3 separate regions of the Homo sapiens genome follow, and regions 2 and 3 are each linked to region 1. A link is a loop called in an ENCODE intact Hi-C map of the cell type or tissue named here. Cell type or tissue: heart right ventricle. All regions are shown on one strand. Region 1 overlaps COBL (cordon-bleu WH2 repeat protein). Region 2 has its middle 180 kb from the start of GRB10. Region 3 has its middle 170 kb from the start of GRB10.

Region 1 (8,000 bases):
AGTCCTGGAGGCTGGAAGTTCAAGACCAAGGTGTCAGCAAGGTTGGTTCCTCCTGAGGCTCCTCCTTGGCTTGCAGACAGCTGTCTTGCTGCCGTGGCCTTGCAGGGCCTTTGTGGTACCTGTGCATCCCAGGTGTCCCTTCCTCTTCTTATAAGTACAGTCATATTGGATTAGAGCCTACCTTAATGACCTCATTTTAATTTAGTTACTTCTTTAGAGGCCCCATCTCCAAATATAGTCACACACTGGGGATTAGGGCTTCAACACACAAATTTTGGTGGGAGAGGCCAGGCACCGTGGCTCACGCCTGTAATCCCAGCACTTTGGGAGCCTGAGGCTGATAGATCACTTAAGGTCAGGAGTTCAAGACCAGCCTGGCCAAATGGGAAAACCTTGTCTCTACTAAAAATACGAAGAAATTAGCTGGATGTGGTGGCATATGCCTGTAATCCCAGCTACTCAGGAAGCTGAGACACGAGAATCACCTGAACAGAGGTTGCAATGAGCTGAGGTCACGCCGCTGCACTCTAGCCTAGGCAATAGAGTGAGACTCTGTCAAAGAAAAAACAAAAATAAAGAAAGAAAGAAAGAAAAAAAATTGGAAACAAATTCAGATCATAACAAAGGAAAATGGGGTTCCTGTCTACAGGCAGAATAGTTTCCATGAGGAACTGAAGGGTGTGTAAGACTCAGCCCTTTGAAGGCACTCAGCACTGAATTGGAGCACTTTATGTCCCCAAAATACAGAGAACGCTTGTCTTTTGGGTAGATTACGACATAGGTGTCCAGGACAGTGGCAGCAGCCGTCGCCATGGGAAGTTCCCACTAGCAACATTAGTTTGTATGGTTCCAGTCTAATTCCCATCCCAGAGAAGCCATCAGTGTTGGAAAGGCCATCTCATTCCAGTTGGGAGCCAGAGATACACTGGGTGAGGGTGTCACTTCCAAATTCTTTCTTGGTAAGTGGCATGCAACTCATGGAAGAAGTCCAAGCAGACAGAAGTTATTCATCTCTGCTGGTCATATTTTAATTGCTAAATCAATTGGAGATTGCTAATCTCCAATTGCTAATGAATTAGATTGCTAATGAAAGGCCATTGTGCCAGACAAATTGCATGTGGAAGTACACTGGCCAGCAGGAAGACAGCAAAGGCACCGTCATCCAGTCGTCGGCCAACTGGTCCCATGATGCAGGTCCCAAGTTAAGCACAATAGCAATTAGAGAGACCCAGCAACAGTTCAGTTCTTCTTGCATCCCAGGCACTCTGCTAGGACTTTTATGCACATCATCTCATATAACTTCATCTTTACAATATCCTTATAAGGCAGGTTCTGTTATCTTCATTTTACCAATGAGGACACTGAGGTTTACAAAGGGAAAGTGAGGTCCCAGGGCTGCTACTACTGCCAGTAAGCAACAGAATATGGGCCTGTCTGATGTCTTTTCTGCATGGAGCCATCATGCATTGATGCTGATTCAATCCAAGAGAGTTGTGTAACACTTGGCAGAGGGGGGTGCAGGGTGACTGTGGCTCTGCAGCCTCTGCCTGGGGTGATGTGGGTGAGGAGGTGGCATGGTGCTGTCACATGGCGTAGCACTGCAATGAGTCACTTCAACATGATCTTGTTAGACATAGAGATTCTGAAATGAAGAAAATGTTTGACTCATTTACTCGTCATTGACAGGGAAGTCATGCATTTGCTGGTTGAGAATCAAAACTCAAAGATTTAAAAACAATTGTATGCATCTTCTTGAAGGAAAAATGTACCCCTGCTCCATCATTCACAGCCTCCTTGAATTTTTCACTGGAGTGTTTTCTTAGCACTGTCTGTTCATGGTGCTCTTTCTCAGCAGCCTGTTCTGCTTGTGCAGAAAGTCCTACTGCAGTTGAAACATCCTGGCAGAAAATGAAAGAATTGGTTCACCTCCACACATGGCCTCTTGTCAAAAAAATTAAGCAAAACTGGCAAGTTAGCGACAAGGGATACAAGGCTCTTGTTCTGTAGAACTCTGTTCCCTTGATGGAACTACTTAGTAAATGGGGTTAACTTCATCAGGCTAGCCAGCTCCAAATATACATAAACTCAAGAAGTCTGGAACCCATGTCAAATTCATGTTAAAAGGCATGAACTGCCAAGCCATTACTGTAGGCATAGCCAAATACATTGTAAATATATCTGTCAGTTTTGCTCAGATACGGATATCTGCCTGTTTTTTGAGATGCTTCCTTTTGTTTTGGCTTTACCCAACTTCCAAAAATCTGTCTGTCTGCTCATACAGTATGTTATGAGACTTTAAAAGTCTTGATAGGGACAACAAATAAAACAAGTAGGATTCTTTCAGGCCTAACTAAACTGTCTTTGAGTCTACATTTTACAAAAATAATTATGTCATTCAATTTTTTTTTTTTTTTTGAGATGGAGTCTCGCTCTGTCGCCCAGGCTGGAGTGCAGTCAGTGGTGCGATCTCAGCCTACTGCAGCCTCCTCCTCCTGGGTTCAAGCGATTCTCCTGCATCAGCCTCCTGAGTCGCTGGGATTATAGCCATGCGCCACCATGCCCTGCTAATTTTTGTGTTTGTAGTAGAGACAGGGTTTTGCCATGTTGCACAGGCTGGTCTCGAACTCCTGACCTCAGGTGATCCACCAACCTCGGCTTCCCAAAGGGCTGGGATTACAGGTGTGAGCCACTGTGCCTGGCCTGACATTTAAATGTTAAATGTGCCAGATGTAAAGCATATCTGCCATTTTAGTAAATTAACAAAACTAGCAAAGAGCTAAATAACTGAATTGATACTAATGCATTTTGTAATAAACAGCCAAGTATAGGTTGTATTTATATTCTACAATGTGGAGACGAAAAAACAACACTTATGATGGTACAAAACAACCTTTCTAAAAATACTGGGGAAATAGAAGTGCTGCAGAGATCATCTCTGGCGTCCAGCTGCCTCCTCCCATCCTGGAGATGGTGAAGATGAGGACAGCATTGTGTTCAGAGGCACAAAGGAAGCCGAGTTCCTGTCCGACACAAACATCCCTGGGAACCTGTGGCACCTCCCACTGCAGAGCCTGTGAAAACAGCCAGGCTGCAAGGATCCTCCTTGGTGGAAATAGCCGGGCAGCTAACGCCAGTGTGCAGAGAAAGGAAGCTGGAGCTATTTTAGTTGCTTAACGTCTACCTTTTGTTTGTGGATCGTTTCCTCTCTGACACTTGTGGCTAAAGAAGCAAGTGTTGTTTGAAGGAGATTAGAGTCTTAAGTATTTTTAACACTCACTAGAGTGTGACATTGTATGGGAGCTCTCTGTGATAAAATCAAAATGAAAGGTGAGCTCGCCACTCTCCTGCACGTTGACAGTTTAGCAACATGGAGGAAGTGGGAAGCTGGCTTTGTGTTAGAGAGTTATGCTGTTCAAATATCCATCATTTAAGTATGCTGTTCTTATCCTTGTACTTCGTCATACTTTGTCACTTTGGTTTTGCCTGTCAGTCACGTCAACAGTCAGTATGTTTTTCACTATGAAGGGAAACTGCTGGAAGAGTGAGTTCATTATTTCTCTCACCTTTACATTTTGCAACTTTATATGTATATTCATGATTCTGTCCAGCCACCTTGATAATCCACAATCAGAAAAGTGGGTTTTCAAATATAAATCAGGATTTTAAATTTGCAGCAGTGTAAAAAGATCCAATTCCTGTCTTTGAGGCACTGTTCAGGATTTGGAAACTGAAGCTGGGTGCAGAGCCTCCTAGGCACCATCTCGTCTTGAACTTACATTCTGAACTCAGCCTTGACTGCTCTGGGTTCATTGTGGTTAACTAACCTTCAGCTTCAAAGACATTTGATTTACTCCTCAACCAAACTTACAAAATTTTAGTATCTGCAAAGCTTTTACTTTTGTGCACCAAAGGACACAGTCAACAGATTAAAAAGGCAACCCGCAGAATGGGAGAAGATATTTGCAAATTATGTATGTGATAAGGGATGTGTTGTATGGAGAACTCCTTCAACTCAACAACAAAAAACAAACAACTCAATTAAAAAATGAGCAAAGGGCTTAAATAGACATTTCTCCAAAGAAAATATACAAGTCAGCAAGCACATGAAAAGATGCTCAGCATCACTAATCGTAAGAGAAATGCAAATCAAAACCACAATGAGATACCATCTCATACCCATTAGGATGGCTGCTATGAGAAAAAACACAAAAGAAAAGATGCGTTGGCGGGGATGTAGAGAAATTGGAACCCTTGTGCATTGTTGGTGGGAGTGTAAAATGGTGCAGCCACTGTGGAAAACAGTATGACAGGTCCTCAGAAAATCCAAAATAGAATTCCCCATAGGATCTAGCAATTTCACTTCCGGGCATATATCCAAAATAATTGAAAGCAGGGCCTCAGACAGATACCTGTACACCCATGTTCATCGCAGCATGATTCATAATAGCTGAAACATGGAGGTAACACAGGTGTCCATCGATGGATGAATAGATAAACTGTGGTTTGTTCATTTGTTTACAATGAAATATTATTCTGTAATAATACAAAAATAAATACTTAAACATTTAAAAGGAAGGAAATTTTGATACATGCATCATCATGGATGTACCTTGAAGACATCATGCTAAGTGAAACAAGCCTGTCACAAAAAGACAAATACACAAATGCCATGTGATTCCACTTAGATGAGGCACTTACAGTAGTCAGATTCATGGAGACAAAAAGTAGGATGATGGTTGCCAGGGCCTGGGGGGTGGGAATTGGGGAGTTATTGTGGGATGGGTAGAGTTTCAGTTTTACAAGATGAAAAGAGTTTTGGAGATTGGTGGCACAACAATGTGAATGTACTTAACACTACTGAACTGTACAATTAAAAGTGGTTAAGATGGTAAATTTTATAGTATGTGTATTTACCATAATTAATGATAAAATTTAAAAAATTATTTAACCACTTCCTTTAAAAGGTATAACCTTAAGTAAGATCTTTTTACTTAAATATGGTAAATATAGTTTCTCCAAATGCCTTACGTGTGTTATATTTTTGAGTAAAATATTTTCAGTGAACCTAAGAAGGTTCACTGATGCCTGAAACATTTTTAGTGGGTAAATTTATTTGACAGTGAAATAACTTATATTTTAGGCCATTTACCCTCCCTCTCCATGTATTTTCTTTCTCCTTTGTATGTTATACCATTTGACAACACTGTTTTGACCCCCTTGTTTGATCCTTGCAAGCTAGAGTTATAAAGGATTCTGTTGTTTTCTATTTTTTCTATACTACCATATTTATTATATTTACTTATTTCAATATATTAAGATTGCCAAACAGGACTGTGGCCAAAAATCTGAAAGCATGTAGCATATCTTTGCTGAGGGAGCCAACAATTAAGAACAGACATCTTGTATTTAATGAGATCTACTGGTTTAGAGGCTGTGTGGTCTGTCTCATCCTTTCACAACTTCTGTACAACTTTGGGCAAGTCACTCAAAAGGACTTGCCAATCAACTTTTCTGAGTTCTATTTCCTTAGAAGTCAAATAATATCCTTACCTATCTACTTAACTAAGGTTTTGAAGAGTTAATGTATTAATAGAATTTGTAATAGTACTTACAAAAATAGTAAAGATTTTCAAATATTTTAAGTCCTATATTGATGAATATTTTTAAGTGAATGGTTTTGTCATGGGAATAATTTGGTGAACATCTAAATAATATTTGACCCGTTGATGTGGAGGACCACACAGGCTTACTATAAAGACTTGAATTCCACAGACATTTGACCTGTATTTGTGATACAAAAATCTTGTTTTTCCTCTTAAAAACTTTACTTACTACCCAGTTTCCATATTAGAGAAGCTCGTGGTGCAGTGTCTAATTTTAGAGGAAAAGGGCCTTGAATCATGAACACAGCTTCGCTCCCTCCTCCTTTTACTTTACAAACACAGGCCCAAGGTAAATGGACTTCCCTCACAAGCCAGCTGTGAGTTTGTTTGTCAAAAATAATTTGGTTCCCTTGGTTCTTAGAGGATGATGGTTTTATAGCTGTTACTTACAAAACCAATGTTTCCCTTAGTATTGAGCTACCTCTTTATTTAAACTATTAGAAAATGTGTCGCCATATATATCACTAGGATATATATGGTAATGAGAACCTAGATTAGGTAGCCTAAATACTATGGTACCTTAGAAGAGGTAATAATATCACCAGGGAAACTTAGTTTATAACCAAACTGACAGAATCTCTGTATTTGTCAGATAATGTCCCTGTAACTTTGGTAGGTATGTTTTAACCTTTTTATGTGTCTGAATTAAACTGTGTCATTTGTAAAACTTTCCTATGTGATGTAATCTCTGGTGACTTTAATTGTATATTAGAAAATAAGATGTTTTCAAGTGACTCTGGGACTGAGGAAACTAATTTTATATTTGGGTATTTTGAGCTGCAGACATGGGTCTGACATCCCACATGGCTGCAGGAAAGCTGGACAGCATCGATTTGCAGATACTGTGCTCTGGCTGTGGATTCCTCTCTGTGGCTGGGTCCAGCCTGCTCCAGCAGTGTAGAGCGTAGTTTGCTTGTTGAATGTAGGAGGGATATTTGGAGGACATAGGCTTTGCCTGGATTTGAATCCATCCCAGACTCCACCAACACTAACCTATACAACCTTGGGGAAGTTATTGAACCTCCAAGGGCCCCAGATTATAGAAGCGTAAAACATACTTTTGGTCTTCGTGACCAACACACCCTAATGTGACACCCCTCCCCCTCTCCCCCCCAGTGATTCACATCCTTGTATGAGCCCTTCTCCTTGAGTGAATTGGAATTTGGAACTTGCTTCTAACTTACAAGATATGGCAAAGATGATGGGATGTCACTCCCTGTGATTATAAAAGATTGTGAAATGCAGGTGGCCCCTAGGATGCGAGGATTGTCTCTGCTTAACAGTCAGTAAAAGGCCAAGTCTCTCAGTCTTGAACCCGCCAGAGAAGCAATTTTCAACAACCCCACTGAGCCTTCCCAATCAAACCTCCAGATAGAAACACAGCCTGCTGACACCTTGATTGCAGCCTTGTGAGACCCTGAGCAGAGGACCCGGCTAAGCCATGCTTGGACTCCCAACCGCTGGAAACTGAGATAACAAATGTGTGTGTTTGTGTTTAAACTACCAAGCTAATGGTAATGTGATATGCAGCAACAGAAAATTAATACAGTAGTCAATAGATTATATGTAAACTCAGGAAAGTAACTTGTGGTGCCCATTTGTTCTAGCCTAATTCAGAACTATGTGGCCAGAATTCAGGACAGCCACCGCCCTCTGGAAAGTGAGGAAAGAATACTAGAAAGGAGAAAGCCAGAGAGGGACAGCCATAAATTCTGTGGATAAATTCTGGCTAAATCTCTGGCTCAGCCTTGAACCATGCATGAAAAGGACAGATACCAAGCAGCCTGGCTAAGAACTAAAGAGCTGAACTGAGATTTGATTGCTGCTCAAGAAACAGGACTTAAAGTGAATCCAGTCAGCTTATTATTGCCCGTGAAGACAAAGTAATTTACAGTCTCCTGAGGAATATGAGGGAATCTAGAACCTCCTAAGCATAACACTCAACAATGTCCAGGATGCAGGCCAAAATTATTTAACATATGAAGAACCAGGAAAATGCGACCTATTCGAAAATGTGAAAAAGATAGTCAATAGAAACCAATCTGTAGATGACTGAGATGTTGGAATTAGCAGATAAGAATTTTACGACTGCTTGTAACTGTGGTAACAACATAATGGGAAATATGCTCATAATGAATGAAAAAAAGAAAAAATCTCATATGGTTAATAAGAACTATAAATAAGAACCAAGTAGAAATTCTAGAATGGAAGAACACAATAGCCAATATAAAAATTTCACTGATGGGCCCAACAACAGAATGAAGGTAACAAAAGAAAAAGGCAGTGAAGTTGAAAATAAATCAATTTGAAATATCCAGTTTCAAGAAGAAGAGAAAA
Region 2 (8,000 bases), 160 kb after region 1:
AACCCTTTCTTAATTGGAAATGACCTAGATATTAAATGAGTGTTAAAAATAACTTTAAGATTTTAATTTACACAAAAAGTTTACCTAAAACATTTATCCCATTCACTGTACTTAAATTTTTACTTTTAAGGAGATACATGAGACATCAATTAACATATGTAAAATGAGCATTGGTTTTGTCCGGGACAACTCAAAGTGAGGAGGGGACTTGGGGGCTTTCAGATCATAAACAGTTGCATTCTTTGGAGTTTCTGATGAGCCTTTCCAAAGGAAGTGACCAGATATGCATTTATCTCAGTGAGACTTTGAATAGAATGGGAGGCAGGCTCACCCCAAGCAGCTCCCAGCTTGAATTAACATTGACATTTTAAAATATCTAGCAAAGACAAACATAAAATTCAGACAAAACGTATGCTGACAATTCTGAAGGCATTTCTATTTTTATTCCACCAATAATCTTAAAGCTAGTTTGTTTAGTAAAGTAATACTTTAAGTCACGTGAACTTGAAAATGGCTTAGACTTAACCAAAATTTCGGGTAAAGCAGTCTCCAAGGCAGTTTGATTTTTAAAGGCCAAACCTCCCCAGACTCCAGTGGGCACTGGGCCAAACTGTACCAAAGGAGGGCATCACACGTTAACCAGGCCCCCTGCTTAGAACTGCAGCACAGAAGCCTGGGTACATGCAATGCCATTCCACTTTCCATTCAACGGTAAACTCCAGATTCCAAACAATGTTAGGGCCAAACAGCATTGCAACTATGAGAGAAAATTCTGAGGAGGGTTAAAACTAGACCTCAGAACCTCTGCCGAGAGTGTCCTCTTTGGAGTGGCTGGGATCCACAGAACCCACACAGCATCCTCCTGTGGGGTCCAATCTTAGAGTTCCAGATGTCTCTGGCCTCAGGTGGGTGCCACATGCAGGTTTTCCTCTCCAGAGCCTACTATGAGCTTTATAGGAATAGCCATGAACTGTAATGAGAAGGACTGGATGCCGGGTGGGCCTTTTTGTTCCTCAGCCAGTTGAATATGATAAGTAAAGAATTTAGCATAAGAAAAGTTTATGTCCCCTGAAACACATGTGAGTTTGCCCTGAGCTGTGGTGCATGTAGGGATCAGGGACCACACTTGGAAAAGATAAAAAAACTTTTTAATGATTGCCATTCTAACTGGTGTGAGATGGTATCTCATTGTGGTTTTGATTTGCATTTCTCTGATGGCCAGTGATGGTGAGCATTTTTTCATGTGTTTTTTGGCTGCATAAATGTCTTCTTTTGAGAAGCGTCTGTTCATGTCCTTCGCCCACTTTTTGATAGGGTTGTTTGTTTTTTTCTTGTAAATTTGTTTGAGTTCATTGTAGATTCTGGATATTAGCCCTTTGTCAGATGAGTAGGTTGCAAAAATTTTCTCCCATTTTGTAGGTTGCCTGTTCACTCTGATGGTAGTTTCTTTTGCTGTGCAGAAGCTCTTTAGTTTAATTAGATCCTATTTGTCAATTTTGGCTTTTGTTGCCATTACTTTTGGTGTTTTAGACATGAAGTCCTTGCCCATGCCTATACTATGCAGCCATAAAAAATGATGAGCTCTTGTCCTTTGTAGGGACATGGATGAAATTGGAAATCATCATTCTCAGTAAACTATCGCAAGAACAAAAAACCAAAACCACATATTCTCACTCATAGGTGGGAATTGAACAATGAGAACACATGGACACAGGAAGGGGAACATCACACTCTGGGGACTGTTGTGCGGTGGGGGGAGGGGGAAGGGATAGCTTTAGGAGATATACCTAATGCTAAATGACGAGTTAATGGGTGCAGCACACCAGCATGGCACATGTATACAGATGTAACTAACCCGCACATTGTGCACATGTACCCTAAAACTTAAAGTATAATAATAATAAAATAAAAATAAAGAAAGAAAGAAAGAAAGAAATAACAAAAAAAGAAAAGATAAAAAAACAACTCCTTCCCACTTGGGGCAGGGCAATTATACCCATTCATTCTTAGGCCTTCAGGCAGTACTAGGGAGTGACCCCAGCCGATTGCCCTCAATTTCCAAGGAGCCAGTAGGCAACAGCCTCTGAAAGACTGAAAAAGAAAGTGGGATGGGAGTGGGGGGCGGGAAGGTGGAAATGAAAAAGACCAAGGTTCCTTAAGCTAATGAAGAGGTGGCGGTCAGCCTTCTCCACATGGAAACCCCTTAGTTTCACTGGCCATGGCCAGAAACCTGCAGTTGCTTCCATGTTTACCTGCTTCCCACCAAGGGTCCCAAGTTGGAAAGGAAAAGAGAGAGGGAGAGAGAGAGAGAGAGCCCCTGAATGGAGCAGAAAGGAAAGGGAGAAAAATGAATCCCAAACTTTGGGCTTATCTCTTCCTTCTGGCTGGCTCGCCAAAATATGTTAATGGTGGAAGGTGTCTAGGCTCTTGACGTCCTCAACAAAGAGTTGGACAAAATGCACAAAGCAAGGAGGGAAGGGTTTTATTGAAAATGAAAGCACACTCCACAATGTGGGAGCGGGCCTGAGCATAGGGGATCAAAGGCCCTGTTACAGAGGTTTTTTGAGTTTAAATATCCACTAGAGGATTACATTGGTGACTTGGTGTACACCCCATGTAAAGGGAGAGGATGAAATAAAGTTACAAAGTCATTTATAGTGTATGCCCTATGGAGAGGATATTTCCTGTTATAGCTCAAGTGTGAACTAGCCTCATATTCTCTGCCTCCAGACCCTATTTTCCTGCCTCGTTAGGACAGCTATGTTATTGTGGCTAGGCCAGAAGTTCCTGCTCATCCCTCACTGTGGTGTAAATGCTACAACATCCTTCCCACTTCACAGATGAGCAAAGGCAGTCTCAGAGACATTGAGAGACATGCCTGGGTTCACACTGTAAAGTTTTTGCAACGCAATAGCTTAAACATTAAAAATATTGATTTAACACGTTACCATTTTTTATGTCAGCAATAAGGGAGATTTGCATAAAGGAGTCAGATGTTCCTTGTACTAGTTTTCTGTTTGTAATTTTTGTAGCTTTGACATTATCTCCAAATTAAAGTTTACAGAAAAAGTGATCATGTTTTGACTCCCACTAAAGCCAGCCCTCGGGCTCCATGCTTTTCATGCATTGTCTGCAATTCTCCTATGGCTTGCACGTGGACATCAGTCCACTCCACAGATGGGGAAACTGAGGCTTGGTGTAGGTGGGCAACCTGCCACAGGTCCTGATGGAACTGGTTAGGCGTCTGCACCCAGGTGCCTGTGCCTCCCAAGCCCATATTCTTTCCATCCCCTTGAGTGGCCTCTGTAGTCAGTCTTCAAAGACCTGTCCTTTAGGGTTTAAATAAAGTGTTCACAATTTGGGACTCAGTTGTCCTGTGTCCCCAGATTTGGAAACCTCTCCCTGTTTGGTGCCTTCCACCCTTCAGAAGTCAGCTCAGCCTCTCTCTTCAGAAACAAGATCTGAAGTCCTCATTATCCAGCAAAGATGAGGAGGAGGAGGAGGAGGAGGAGGAGGGGGAGGGCCAAGAGGAGGTCTCAGTGGCTTCACTGATGACAAAGAGGCAGCTGGAGGCTCCCTGAAGAGACCAAAGCCCAGGAGCAAAGGCTGGAAACCTTCCAGAAGCGGAACCAGAGCCAACAATAGAGGAGCAGCAATTAAAACTCCACTGGCCTGGGCCCAAGGGGCGGCACCTCCCAGTGCCTTGTGCCTGCCTGGGGAGGTCCTGCCTGCGGAGATGACTCAGCACAGCCCAGGGGCAGGCCTGCAGCGACCTGTGGGGCAAAACCCAGAGCAGAGGTGGGGCCATTCAGCACCACTTTCCCACCCAGCTGAGAGCTGGCAGACCACACCAGGCACCACCACCAGGCTTCCTGCAGGGCAATGCAGGCACCAAGAGAAGAACCCCAGCGGTGGACACATCTCACTCATTTTAAAGCTCTAAACAGAAGTCGTTGTTTAATCTCCCATTGAAGTTGGATTATCTCTGCTTCTGCTAATAAAAGCTGTCATTTATGGAGCACTTACACCAGCAACATTTTATCAAAGGGAATATGATGTTCCTCATGTTGAAGGTGAGGCTCGGGTCATTTAAATAATTTTCTCAAATCATGTGGCTAAGAGGAACAGAAACTATTGCTTACACAAAAATCTCCTTTATACCAAATCTCATGCTTTTGACCAGTGGTCAGACTGCTGGTGTTGGTCTTCACATGTGCTGCAGCCTACATGGTCGGGCGTCCAGCCCTCCCATGGGTCGAGTCCTCATTCTAATCTATCCCTTAGGGGCTGTGCACTCATCTGGCCACTCTGGTCCTCTTGAAAGGCTTTGCTGGTTGACTCACACTCCGCGGGTTTCCTCCTGAACGGCACACATTTTGGCGGCTCCCCTCCCCTCCTCACCCTCTGGGTGCTGGATGCCCAGGGCTCCCTCCCAGCCTTCCTTCCATCCCGGCCCTCACTCCCTGCCTTGGTGTTCTGGCTCACTTGTACCCATAGCTCTATGGACCCTCTCCCCCAGCCTCTCAGCCTCCCTCTCCAGTCTGGACTCAAGATTGGAATCTCTGCCAGGACATCTTGTAACATCTCAGACCTCTTTTTTTTTTTTTTTTTTTTGAGAGTCTCACTCTGTTGTGTAGGCTGGAGTGCGGTGGCATGATCTCAACTCACTGCAACCTCTGCCTCCCAGGTTCAAGAGATTCTCCTGTCTCAGTCTCCTGAGTAGCTGGGACTACAGGTGTGCACCACCACACCCAGCTAATTTATTTATTTATGTTTTGTATTTTTAGTAGAGATGGGGTTTCACCACATTGGCCAGGCTGGTCTTGAACTTCTGGCTTCAAGTGTTCTCCACCTGCCTCAGCCTCCCAAAGTGCTGGGATTACAGGCGTGAGCTGCCACACCCAGCCTCTGACCTCTTATACTATCTCAGACCTCATGTGCCCAGGCCAGAAGTCTCCACTTTCTCCCCCACACCTGTTTTTATGCCAGTATTTCCCATTGCAGTTAACAGCGTCAACTTTACTCAGATGCCCAAGCCCCAACCTAGGACACACCCTTAATTTCTACTTTTTCTTCACCTGCCTCCTCCAGCCAGGGAACCAGAAAGCTGTTGGGCCTCTGTCTTCCAAACATACCCCAACTCTATCCACTTATCCCACGGGTTTTCCACCACCTGGTCAGGCTCCAGCCGTGCAGCCAGGACCCCTTGCCTCAGTTTCCCACCTGGACCCCCTTGTCGCCTATGAGCCTTTCTCTATAGGGCACTGGCATGTGGCTCTGTGAAATGCGCTCCCCGGTCCTCCCCTCCCATGGTTTCCACCCTCTGAGGAACATCCAGACGCTTACGTTTACCCCAGGACCCTGACGAGTCTGCCTCCTCCTCCTGCCCTGAGCCATATCCTTCCCAATCTCCCAGGGCGCCTTCTGCTGCTGCCTTTGTTGCCTTCCTGGAAACTTTGAAATATTTCTCAAGCTGGGATCCCTGGATGAGCAGCATCAGCATCCCCTGGGACCTTGCTAGAAATGCAAATTCTCGGATCTCAACCCAGACCTACTGCCTCAGAAGTTCTGGGGATGTGCCTGGCAACGCGCATTTAACAATGTTAAGTAGACTCAATTGTGTCCTCCAAAATTCATACGTTGAAGCCCTAAGCCCAGTGTGACTGTGTTGGAGATAGGCCTTTAAAGAGGTAATTAAGGTTAAATGATGTCATTAGGGCGGGTCCTAATCTGGTAGCACCTGTGTCCTTTTAAAGAGAGGAGGACACAGACACACACGGCGGAAAGTCCATGTAAGGACGCAGGGAGAAGACGGCTGTCTGCAAGCCAAGGAGAGAGGCCTCAGGAGAAACCCCCTTGCCCACACCTTGATCTTGGACTTCCAGCCTCCAGGACCATGAGAGAATGCATTCCTGTTGTTTCAGCCCACCAGTCTGTGTCTTTGTCACAGTGGCCTGAACAGGCTAAGATGGGGTGGGTCTGGGAAGCTCCGCCCTAGCATGCCAAGCTGGGTCCTGCCTGGGCATCTTCACCGGAGCTTTGCCTCTGCTGGACGCAGCTGCTTCCACTCTCCTACAGCTGGCTTCTTCACTGCAGAGAGGCCTGCAATGGGATGTTGTTCTCTTGAAGGACCCCTCCCTGATGTCTAAGGACAGTGGCCCTGCCACAGCCCTGCTCAGTCCCCCACCTTCCCCTGCTTTCCAGCGATCGCCCTGTGTCCCCTCCAGCAGACAGTCTATCACTATGAATCCTCTTGCTTCTTTGTGGCTGTTTGCCCTGTGTATCCTGCACACTATGACATGAAATACTTAAAAGCAGGATTCTCATTTCTTGTTCAACATTTAATTTCCAGCACCAAAGATAGTTCCTTCAATAGACAGTAAGTGCTCGATAGTTGGTGAATGGAAAGGAAACCTCCCTCTTGATATAACAGAGATGGGAAAGGTCAGGGAGGCCTGGGAGTACATTTTGAATGGCTTCTAGCCTTGGATGCCCAGATACCACACATACATTCAAGGACCCAACCTACAAGGGCAGGTACATGAACTCTGAAGCTGGACTCCTGGAATCCAGATCTGGGCTCAGCCACTGACCAGTCTCATGTTATGTGACCTCAGTTATGTGACCTCAACTCTCTAATAATAGGAAATGGTTCTATTGCTGTTACCATGATGATGATGATTGAAGCACAGAAAGAAAAGCCAAATGCCATGAATTCTTGTTCCTCTGAATGTCTGAGCAAGTGAGGATCAGAGGAGGACTGTGGAGGGAACCACTCCTTTAATAAAAATTCTGTGGCCCTTCCTCTGAAAGCCACTCCAGACCCCACCGAGTCCTGGCTGTCACGCTGCACAGCACAGGGGCCAGCATCCACACTGCACCTGTGTGGCCCTCCTTGGGCGTACAGACCACCTACCAGACCCCCAACTTGCAGCACTGAGTCCCAGGACCATGGAGACTGGGAGCCTCTTCTGCATGCAAGGACGGGCTTAGTGTTGATGAGCCTGGGGAAACATCTTTGCTGTCAAGTCTTCCATTTCTGCAGAAGGGATTCAGCCATGAAAACTTGACAGGAAAATCATGACTTCCAAATTACATATGCAAATTCCTTTCCTTTCTAGATGTTGATGTCTCTCCAAATCTCTCGCGGTTCATGCATTGGATACCTTGCCTGACCCAGCAGGCTGCAGGATGAGGAGCACAGTGAGGAGCTGGGGTCTCACTCCCACAGGTGGGCCCCAGAAGCACAGAGCAGGGGCAGGAGCAGACTGGATGATGGATGGCACAGGGTCCCTCCGGGATCAGAGGTTTCTTTTTGGCCTGGCAGCAGAGGTGGTTATCCCAAGACTAGCTCATGTCTTGTTGTGGCACCCACTTCTACATTCTGGAGAATTCAAGGTGAGAATACACATGTAGTGAGAATATGTGAATTACTGATTTTTTAACTTCTATGAACTTTTTGGCTCCAGGCTGCTTACTGACTGCTTTATATTGCTGTAATCTTTAGTATTTCTGGCTGGATTTTGTCATTTTAAAATATGAGATGATAAACCACTACAATTGATTTTGGTTTTGATTAAATTTGGAGTAATATGGTCCTATCAGTGAGGATTAAATTTGGACTGTAGGCTGGCATAAAACTCAGCCAACTGCTATTTGTGGGAGAGTAACAAAAAGTATTTCTCCCCTTAGTAAGAGACTTCTATGGCTAAAGCATCGCCTACATACTCTTGTTCATCCCACACCTGACCACCCCCTGAAAATACATCTTCTTAGCTAAATATGGCCTCCTGGATGAACTGTTTATGGACAGGCTCACTGATGGATGCATGGATGGATGGATGGGTGGATGGAGATTTTAGAGGATAATTCTATTAGGGGATAAATTCACACATGAGCTGCAAAAGTCAGATAAGATTCAAAGTGTTCTGAGTTCTTGTGAAGTGAGACTTTTCCCACTAAAAGTGCATTTGAAGAATGAGCAGAATTTGCAGAGCAAC
Region 3 (8,000 bases), 170 kb after region 1:
GATGAGTAAAAAGAAATTGCATACATCTACTCAGAGTCCCAGCAGGAAAGGAGAGGAAATGAGGCTGAACAAATATTTAAAGAGGTAATGGCTGAGACGTTTCCTGAGCCACTGAAAGGCATTGTCTTAGCCCGGTAGGGCTGCCATAACAAATTATCACAAGCTTGGTGGCTTAAAACAACAGAAATGTCTTATCTCACATTTCTGGGGGCTGAAGTCCACACTCGAGGGGCCAGCAGGTCTGCACTCCTCTGAAGGCTCTAGGGAAGAACCCTTCCGGGCCTCTTCCAGCTTCTGATGGCTCCTGGTAATTCCTTTTCTTTTCGGTTCCTTCTCAGATCTGAGTCTTTCCTCCTACATTTTACTTTAAGCACCAAGGAGAAACCAGGACATGACTTCAACACTTTGCTTGGAAATCTCCTAAGTCCATGTTCATCAGCAACAAGCTTTACTTTCCATAAAAAGTTGAGGGCTCACCGAAAGATGATCTCATCTTAATTAATTACAGCTGCAAAGACCCTGTTTTCAAATAAGGTCATGAACTCTGAAGTTCCAGGCGGACTCGTATTTTGGTGGGGGAACACCATTCTACCCAGCATAGACATTAATCCACCCATTTCAGAAGCCTAGTGCATCCCTAGAAGGAAAATTAAGGAAGTCCACACCTAGAAAAATCACAGTGCAACTGCACAAGGCCAAAGATAGAGTGTCTCAGAAGCCGTAAGAGAAAGAGGTCAGAAGTCATCAAGTGAAGTGTGAAGTTTTTGCAGACATGTCAAGCATGATTGAAAATACCCAATTATAGAATGTACCAAGTTTTTCACTGCTTGAGGTGAAAAAAATGCTTTGAGGTTGGGAGAGCAGAAAGGAGGGTGGCTCTGACCCTGTGAATCCTCAGACAAATTGGAAGTCCTTTGTCTCCTTATTTGTAAAGTACAGCATTGGGCAAAATCGTCTCACATTACCTAAAGCTAAAAGCCCTACCATCACTCCTAGAATGACTGTTGTGCAACTTCACTTTTGGCAGGTGCGATAGGGATGAGGAGTGTGGCGTACTGTTCCCTCTCACGCGACAAGAGGACATGCTGAAATGTGCATGGTCAAGGTTTAAAAATACTAAGAAAGACAGTCTCACAAGGTGCACCTGTGTGTGCCCTTGTGTTGTCTTCATGTAAGTCGGGGCGTGTACTCTTTCATGGGTTCCAGACTCCTTGACTATAGTGACCCTTTGTTGGTATTTTCTCTCTCTGGCTTCTGATCTCCTCTGATCTTCCTCCAGAGGGAGGTTTGCTACCTCCTGTGGTATTGGACACAGTAGTATTTCATACATTGAAAGCTAGGGCAGAGGAGTGTTTCCGCCTTCTCCATCACCCACTTCCAGGGCACGGACGCCTGCCCCAGGTCAGCTGGATGGACACCTCCCGACCTGCCACCCCACAGGGCTCCGAAGCCAGAACAGCGGGAGGAGGGGCATCTCGCAGCAATGGGAGCAGCCTCCTACCTCTGTTCTGCCTGCTGCTCCACCCCCAGCACCCCTGTAGCCCCCAGCAGTACACCCTTCCCCTCCCTCTGCGTCCTGTCTTGTAGTACAAGATAGATGGCTGCTCCTGCTCTCAGACCCCAGGACAATTTCCATTCCCACCTTCTCTCTGAGACTGGCTCTCCCATGAGTGTCCTCACACCCACTCCTTTTCTGCCCTGAGGTTTGCCACTACATCCTGCAACCAGGAATCTCACCAAGATGGCACTTCTGCAAGGTCAGACCTGGTGCCTGGCAGCGAGGCCCCACCGGAAGGGCAGTTGCCATACAAAGGGACCCTTCTGGGAAAAAACTCTCTTTAGCCTGCTGATGTAGTTTGAATATATGTCCCCACCAAATCTCATATCAAAATGTAACACCGAGTGTCAGAGATGGGGCCTGGCCAGAGATGTTTGGCTCATAGGGGTGGACCCCCCATTGCTTTGTGCTGTCCTCATGGTAGTGAGTCCTCAGGAGATCTGGTTAAGTGTGTGGCATCTCCCCACTCGCTCTCTCTCTCTTGCTCCTGCTCTGCCATGTGAGGTGCCTGCTCCCCCTTCACCTTCTGCCGTGAGTAAATTCTCCCTGAGGCCTCCCCAGAAGCTGAGCAGATGTCCCTGCTGTGCTTTCTGTACAGCCTGCAGAATCATCAGCCAATGAAGCCTCTTATCTTTATAAATTACCTAGACTCAGGTATTTCTTTCTTTCTTTTTTTTTTTGAGATGGAGTTTCACTCCTGTCACCCAGGCCAGAGTGCAATGGTGCGATCTCGGCTCACTGCAAACTTCGCCTCCCAGGTTCAAGCGATTCTCTTGCCTCAGCCTCCTGAGTAGCTGGGATTACAGATGCCCGCCAACATGCCCAGCTAATTTTTGTATTTTTAGTAGAGATGGGGTTTCATCAAGTTGGCCAGTTTGGTCTCGAACTCCTGACCTCAGGTGATCCGCCCGCCTCAGCCTCTCAAAGTGCTGGGATTACGTGAACTATAATTGAGGTATATACACCACATACAAACACCACTAGTTAGATCTTCTTGCTGCTCCCCTTTTCCTACTGAAAATCGTTCTTCTGCAACACTTTGCAGCGCTCACTGTTCCAGCCTCAGCCCTGCCCTCTTGCATGGGCCTCACAGGGCTGGGCAGAGGAACCTGGGATCAGGGATCCCCCTGGACTCGATGCAGATGTCTGCCCATCGGGTGCACTGAGAGAGCCTGGAACAAGCTGGTTCATCTGCCCGGCCTTCTTAGCAAGTTGTTCAGGCACTTGTGACATAGGCAGAAGCAGAGTCATAGAAGTTCCTGTTTCCCCTGGAGCTGGGCATGAGTCCCAATGGGGCCATTTGGTCTTCCTGTTGCATCCTTGTCCTGTCCCTGGGCCAGACTTCCTCCTCCTGTGACCATTGGACAGATCCTCACAGAGAAGCTTCGGGGGCAGTCTTATTCTCAGAATTGGGGATTTGCTGCTATCGAATACCTCCAGCCATGCAAATACTAATACTTGTATGATCACCAATACTAACAGTAGAGCTCACTCACACGCAGGCACGGGCTAAGGGTAAAAATTAGACTCAGCTCTATCACTGTTAACTCTCCCAATAACCCTGTGCAATAGGCACTATTAGTACAGTTTGCATTCTGTAAATGAGGAAAGGGAGACTCAGAAAGGTCAGGCAACATCCCCTAGGTTGCCCCAGCCAGTGCGTGGGGAGCTCCAAGTGCCTGCCTCCGAGGCCTGGGTCTTTACTGCTCAAGCATGGCTCCCACACAGCCTCCCTTCTCCCCTGAAGCCACCTGTGGCATTCACCAGATGGGTATGAACCAACCATCAGTACTCACAGGAGGTGCTGCAGACGTTTTAAGACTGAAACGTGTTTTCTATTGCACCTGTTTCTTTCCATTAAGAAAGGAAAAAATCAGTTTTCTACCTAATCTCAAACTACAAATCACTAAGACACTGGTCAAAGGGAATGGCCCAGATATACACCTTTAGCCCCAACATAAAACTCACTAGAAAAGTGTAAGGGAGAATTTACTTAATCATTCAGGAGTTGCCGTCTACATTGCAGAGCCAGGAAAAGTGAAATAAGGCACAGTGACTGGGCCCTAATTTCACTGCCTGACCCAGCCTGGTGAGTAAGAAAGGCCTGAGGGGGTTAGACTGACCTTTGTCTGTCCTGTAGCTCCATCAGTCTCACTCACAATAGGGGCAGAGACCAGTCCCTCAAGCCACTGAAACCAGCTTCCTGACCTACGTGAGTCACCCCTCTCTCTCTGGGTGCTCATTCAGTCTAGCTTTGCAGCACACAAAGGAAGCTGAGGAAAAGACTCAGGAAGTCTTCATAGCACTTTCAGCCAAGCTCTTTCCCACATCTGTGCCATCGATTAGGGGACTGGAGGACAATAATGTAGGTTTATTCCTGATTTTTAAAAGATCATTGAGTTCAATACTCAATTCTTTCCTCCAGCCCTTAAAGGAGCTGGGGTGTCCCCCTTGTTTATTGGCCTCCAAAGCACTCCAAGTGTCTTAGGAGCATGCATGGCAGGACAGAGACATATGCATGGAGCACTTCTCTCCCTCCACAGTGGAGCCCCCCACAGGTTGCAATGACCTGTGGCCATTGGTTGGCCGTGGCTGTTCTGCCATTTGCTAATCTGCCTAAACTCGCTCTTGTACTTTTCTTTTAAAGTTTTCCCTCGTGCCCTGCACCATTCTTCTCCACTGATGCAATAATTTACTGGAACGTCATGAACTAAGTGTTCCAAAAGAATTACCCAAGTGTCTGTCTGCTTTGGAAAACATTTTATTTATGTTATCTGTGTAAGGCAAGTGACAAAACTCTCCCACGCTCTGGGAGTCCAGACTGCCCCAGGTGGTGTGGAGAGACAGAGTCCGGCCAAGAAGTGCTTGGCAGAGGCAGGTGGAGAAGGACAAACCCCTGTCCATGTTACCAGCACAGGAGCCTGGGAAAAGGGAATCAGTACAAACTATGGTCATCTCAAGGTTTTCCTTCAGGCCCAAGGATGTAATCTCAAATTACTCCCCACTGCGAAAGTTTTGTTCTCATGTGTGCCTTGACTTTCCCAGTGCTTTGTGGAGCACAAAATAGCATGGAGAAATGTCTTTCTCAGTGCAACATGGAGCCCTGTGGCAAGCTTAAAATATCATTTCCCTCTGGGCACCACAGAGTCTCTTTTTCAAAGAAGAATTCAACCACCAGTCTGCCTTCCAGTTTGCAAAATTATTTTTTCACATGTTGCCAAGAAAGGACGCATTGCCAAGCAAGCTTGGTGGTAATTAAAATGTGATGGCACCTCTCACAGAGAAGTCCTCAAATCCTTCCCATAGAACTGTGCATGGACCAGCCCTGCTCCCCCCGGGCAGGTACCTGCTTCCACATCTACACTGCCAATGCCGGCACCCACAGCCAACTCTCAGTTTCAAAAATCAGCTCTCTAATGTGCATGTGACTTCTCATTGCTTAACAGAGCACTTTTTAAATAGTGAAAGTTTGTAGTGAGCTTGTGAGATTATCAAAATACAAACAATAGGAAACAGTGAAGGGGATGGTGAGGGCTTTATTCAGCTGGCATCTTCTCAGGCGTGTTTGGCTGCATCTACATGGGGAGTCCTTGACAGGCCTGGATTAAGTAGCAAGTAAAAGAGGTAAATGAACAATGCTGGCATCAGTTCCTGTCACACAAAAGGCTCAAGCAGGTAGTAATGTCCAAGGCATTCCAGCTTGACCCTGAGTAAGAGAGTTTCTACCTGCACTGAAACCAAATTTGCAAAAAGAAGACTTCCCATGCATTACTTCTTTAGTCCTCAGTGTCTCTACAAGCTAAGTGGTAGTCGATGTCCCCACTTAACAGATAAGGAAATATAGAGCACACAAATACTGCCTACAACCTCATGTTGAGTAAAAGGCAAAGCTGGAAGCAAACCCAGGTCTACCCAGCCCCAAAGCCTGTGTTTTTAATTGTGAAGGACACTATTTAGAGGTTACAAAGCCTTTCACTTGCAAAAAAAAAAAAAAGGACTGTTTGCCATTAGAAACAATTTTTAACTCAGGAAAATTGTTTGCTATGGTAGAAATTCTAAATATTCACATCCAGGAATAATTTCATAGTAAAGGGCAGGGTTTCATGCCAGTTCTCTTCTTAGTAGATTTTTCTAGGAAAATTAGGTAGGGGAGTCTTTGAGAAGGATGTTCTCCCTTGCTCTCCTTATCTGTGTCTGCCCTTACCAGGTGGAACTTGGCAAATTGTGAGAAGCTGTAGAAAAGTCAGAAAATTTTTTCAGAATTCGTGTCTCTTGTCAGCACAGGCATTCCTGTGACCATATTTTTCAATTAAGGATGTCTAATTAGTACTTTTTTGCATACAAAAGTATATTTATAATTTCTATCTGGTTTTAGTCATAGTTTGGATTATTATGTATATCTACAGTTACAACTCTAAGCAATTCCAAAAACTCACGTTGAAGTCTTTGTCAGATTATTCTTTTCATTTAACCAAAACTAATTTTACCAAGTTGAGTTGATTATCAGAATTTTCTATTGTGAAATTTGCCCAAGAGTTTCTAAATTTTTATTTCATACACATTTTGAGTTGGAAAGATTTTCTCTCTCTTTCCCTCTCTCCTCCCCACCTCTTCCTGTTTAATAAATTTGTCATTGTCCTTTTCTTGCCCCTTGATGGTCCCAGTCCAAGATCCCATAGCATGCTAATGGTTCAAGACTTCTGCTGGTATTGATAATGGAGAAATCTCTGATTCAAGAGCTAGATGACAAGTTTCTTGGTTATTCCCGTGTGTGTGTTTTATGTGTGTGTTCTTCATTATTAATAGGCATACAGCTTCATAAGTCAACTTTCTCAAACCTATCACATAAACCACCCCATTGTTAAATAACTATTTTAAATTGCCACTCTACTGTCCTAAAATATAATTCATCAGTAATGCAATTTACAAATAAATGTAATTAAAAAAACATGTACATGCAGCTTTATTTCTGAGTTTTCTATTCTGTTCCATTGGCTTATATGTCTGTTTTTGTACCAATACCATGCTGTTTTGGTTATTACAGTCTTACAATATAGTTTGAAGTCAGGAATTGTGATGCCCTCACTCCTGGACTTTTTTTAATGTGAGACTTTATATTATATATTCTCTCTGATTACTCACAATTGGTCTGTTTAAGTTCTTTATTTCTTCTTGGTTCAAGCTTCGTAGGTTGTATGTAACCAGACATTTATCCATTTCATCTAGGTTTTTAAATTCATTAGCAAATAATTGTTCATAACAGTCTCTAATGAGCCTTTATATTTCTGTGGTATCAGGTGTAATTGCTCCTTTTTCATTTCTAGTTTTATTTATTTGGGTATTTTCTCTTTTTTCTTGGTTATTCTAGCTAGTGATTTGTTGGTTTTATTTTTCCAAAAAAAACACAACTTTTTGTGTCATTGATCTTTTGTTTTGCTTTTAGTCTCAATTTCATTTATTTCTTCTCTGATCTGTATTATTTGTTTCCTTCTACTAATTTGGGGTTTAGTTTGTTCTTGCTTTTCTCTAGTTCCTTGAGATGTATCATTAGGTTGTTTATTTGAAATCGTTCTACTTTTGTTGATGTAGGAGTTTATTATTCTAATCTTCCCTCTTAATACTGCTTCTATTGTATCTCCAAAGTTTTGGTAAATTGTGTTTCTATTTTCATTTATAATAATTTTTAAAAATTTCTTTCTTAATTTCTTCATTGACCCATTTGGTGTTCAGGAACATGTTGTTTAAATTCCATATATTTGTACATTTTCCAAAGTACCTCTCATTGATTTCTAGTTTTAGTCCATTGCAGTCAGAAAAGACACTCAATATGATTTCAATTCTCTTAAATGTGTTGAGACTTCTTTTGTGGCCTACCATGTGGTCAATCCTGATGAAAGATAGACCACATTTTGCAGTTGTTGAATGAAATGTTTGTAATTGTCTGTTCGGTCCATTTTGTCTACAATGCAGTTTAAATCCAACGTTTCTTTGTTGACTTTCTGTCACCTGTCTGATGCTGAGAGTGGGGTGTTCAAGTCTCCAGCTCTTATTTTATTGGAGTGTATCTCTGCCTTTAGATCTAGTAATATTTGCTTTATATATCTGGGTGCACTGCTATTAGGTGCATATATATTTACAATTGTTGTAGCCTCTTGCTGAATGAATCTTGATCATAGTGCAATGACCATCTTTGTCTCTTTTTACAGTTTTTAATTTAAAGTGTTTTATTTGATGTACATACAACTACTCCTGCTTGCTATTGGCTTCTGTTTGCATGGAATATCCTTTTGCATCCCTTCACTTTTAGTCTATGTGTCTTTTCAGCTGACATTTCTTTTAGGCAGCATATAGTTGGGTAATTTTTAAAAATCCATTCATCCAGTCTATATCTTTTAAGTAAGGAATTTATCCATTTATATTCAAGGTTATTACGATAGGTGAG

The links. Peaks named below come from ENCODE experiments on the same cell type or tissue, not always from the same donor. Only the 100,000 strongest peaks of a DNase experiment are listed, where the experiment ranks them.
Region 2: a loop joins it to region 1, with 3 times the contacts of the local background. A loop is called at or near these places in 8 of 110 quality-filtered maps.
Region 3: it touches region 1 in a loop (2.1-fold over the local background); 8 of 110 quality-filtered maps call a loop at or near these places.

What each region holds. Positions count from the first base shown.
Region 1 is chr7:51,117,398-51,125,397 of GRCh38, reverse strand. The region is part of intron 6 of COBL (cordon-bleu WH2 repeat protein); the gene reads left to right. Among named protein-coding and RNA genes, the nearest start is that of COBL, 200 kb to the left of the region's middle. In heart right ventricle, a CTCF peak has its summit at 3,103; a DNase peak (open chromatin) is centred at 3,048; H3K27ac peaks cover 4,611 bases.
Region 2 is chr7:50,958,834-50,966,833 of GRCh38, reverse strand. No RefSeq gene overlaps it. Among named protein-coding and RNA genes, the nearest start is that of GRB10, 180 kb to the right of the region's middle. RefSeq lists an enhancer at 3,201-3,716. In heart right ventricle, no CTCF peak of the experiment used is centred here; a DNase peak (open chromatin) is centred at 3,683.
Region 3 is chr7:50,949,757-50,957,756 of GRCh38, reverse strand. No RefSeq gene overlaps it. Among named protein-coding and RNA genes, the nearest start is that of GRB10, 170 kb to the right of the region's middle. In heart right ventricle, no CTCF peak of the experiment used is centred here; DNase peaks (open chromatin) are centred at 3,755, 4,122 and 4,393; H3K27ac peaks cover 2,178 bases.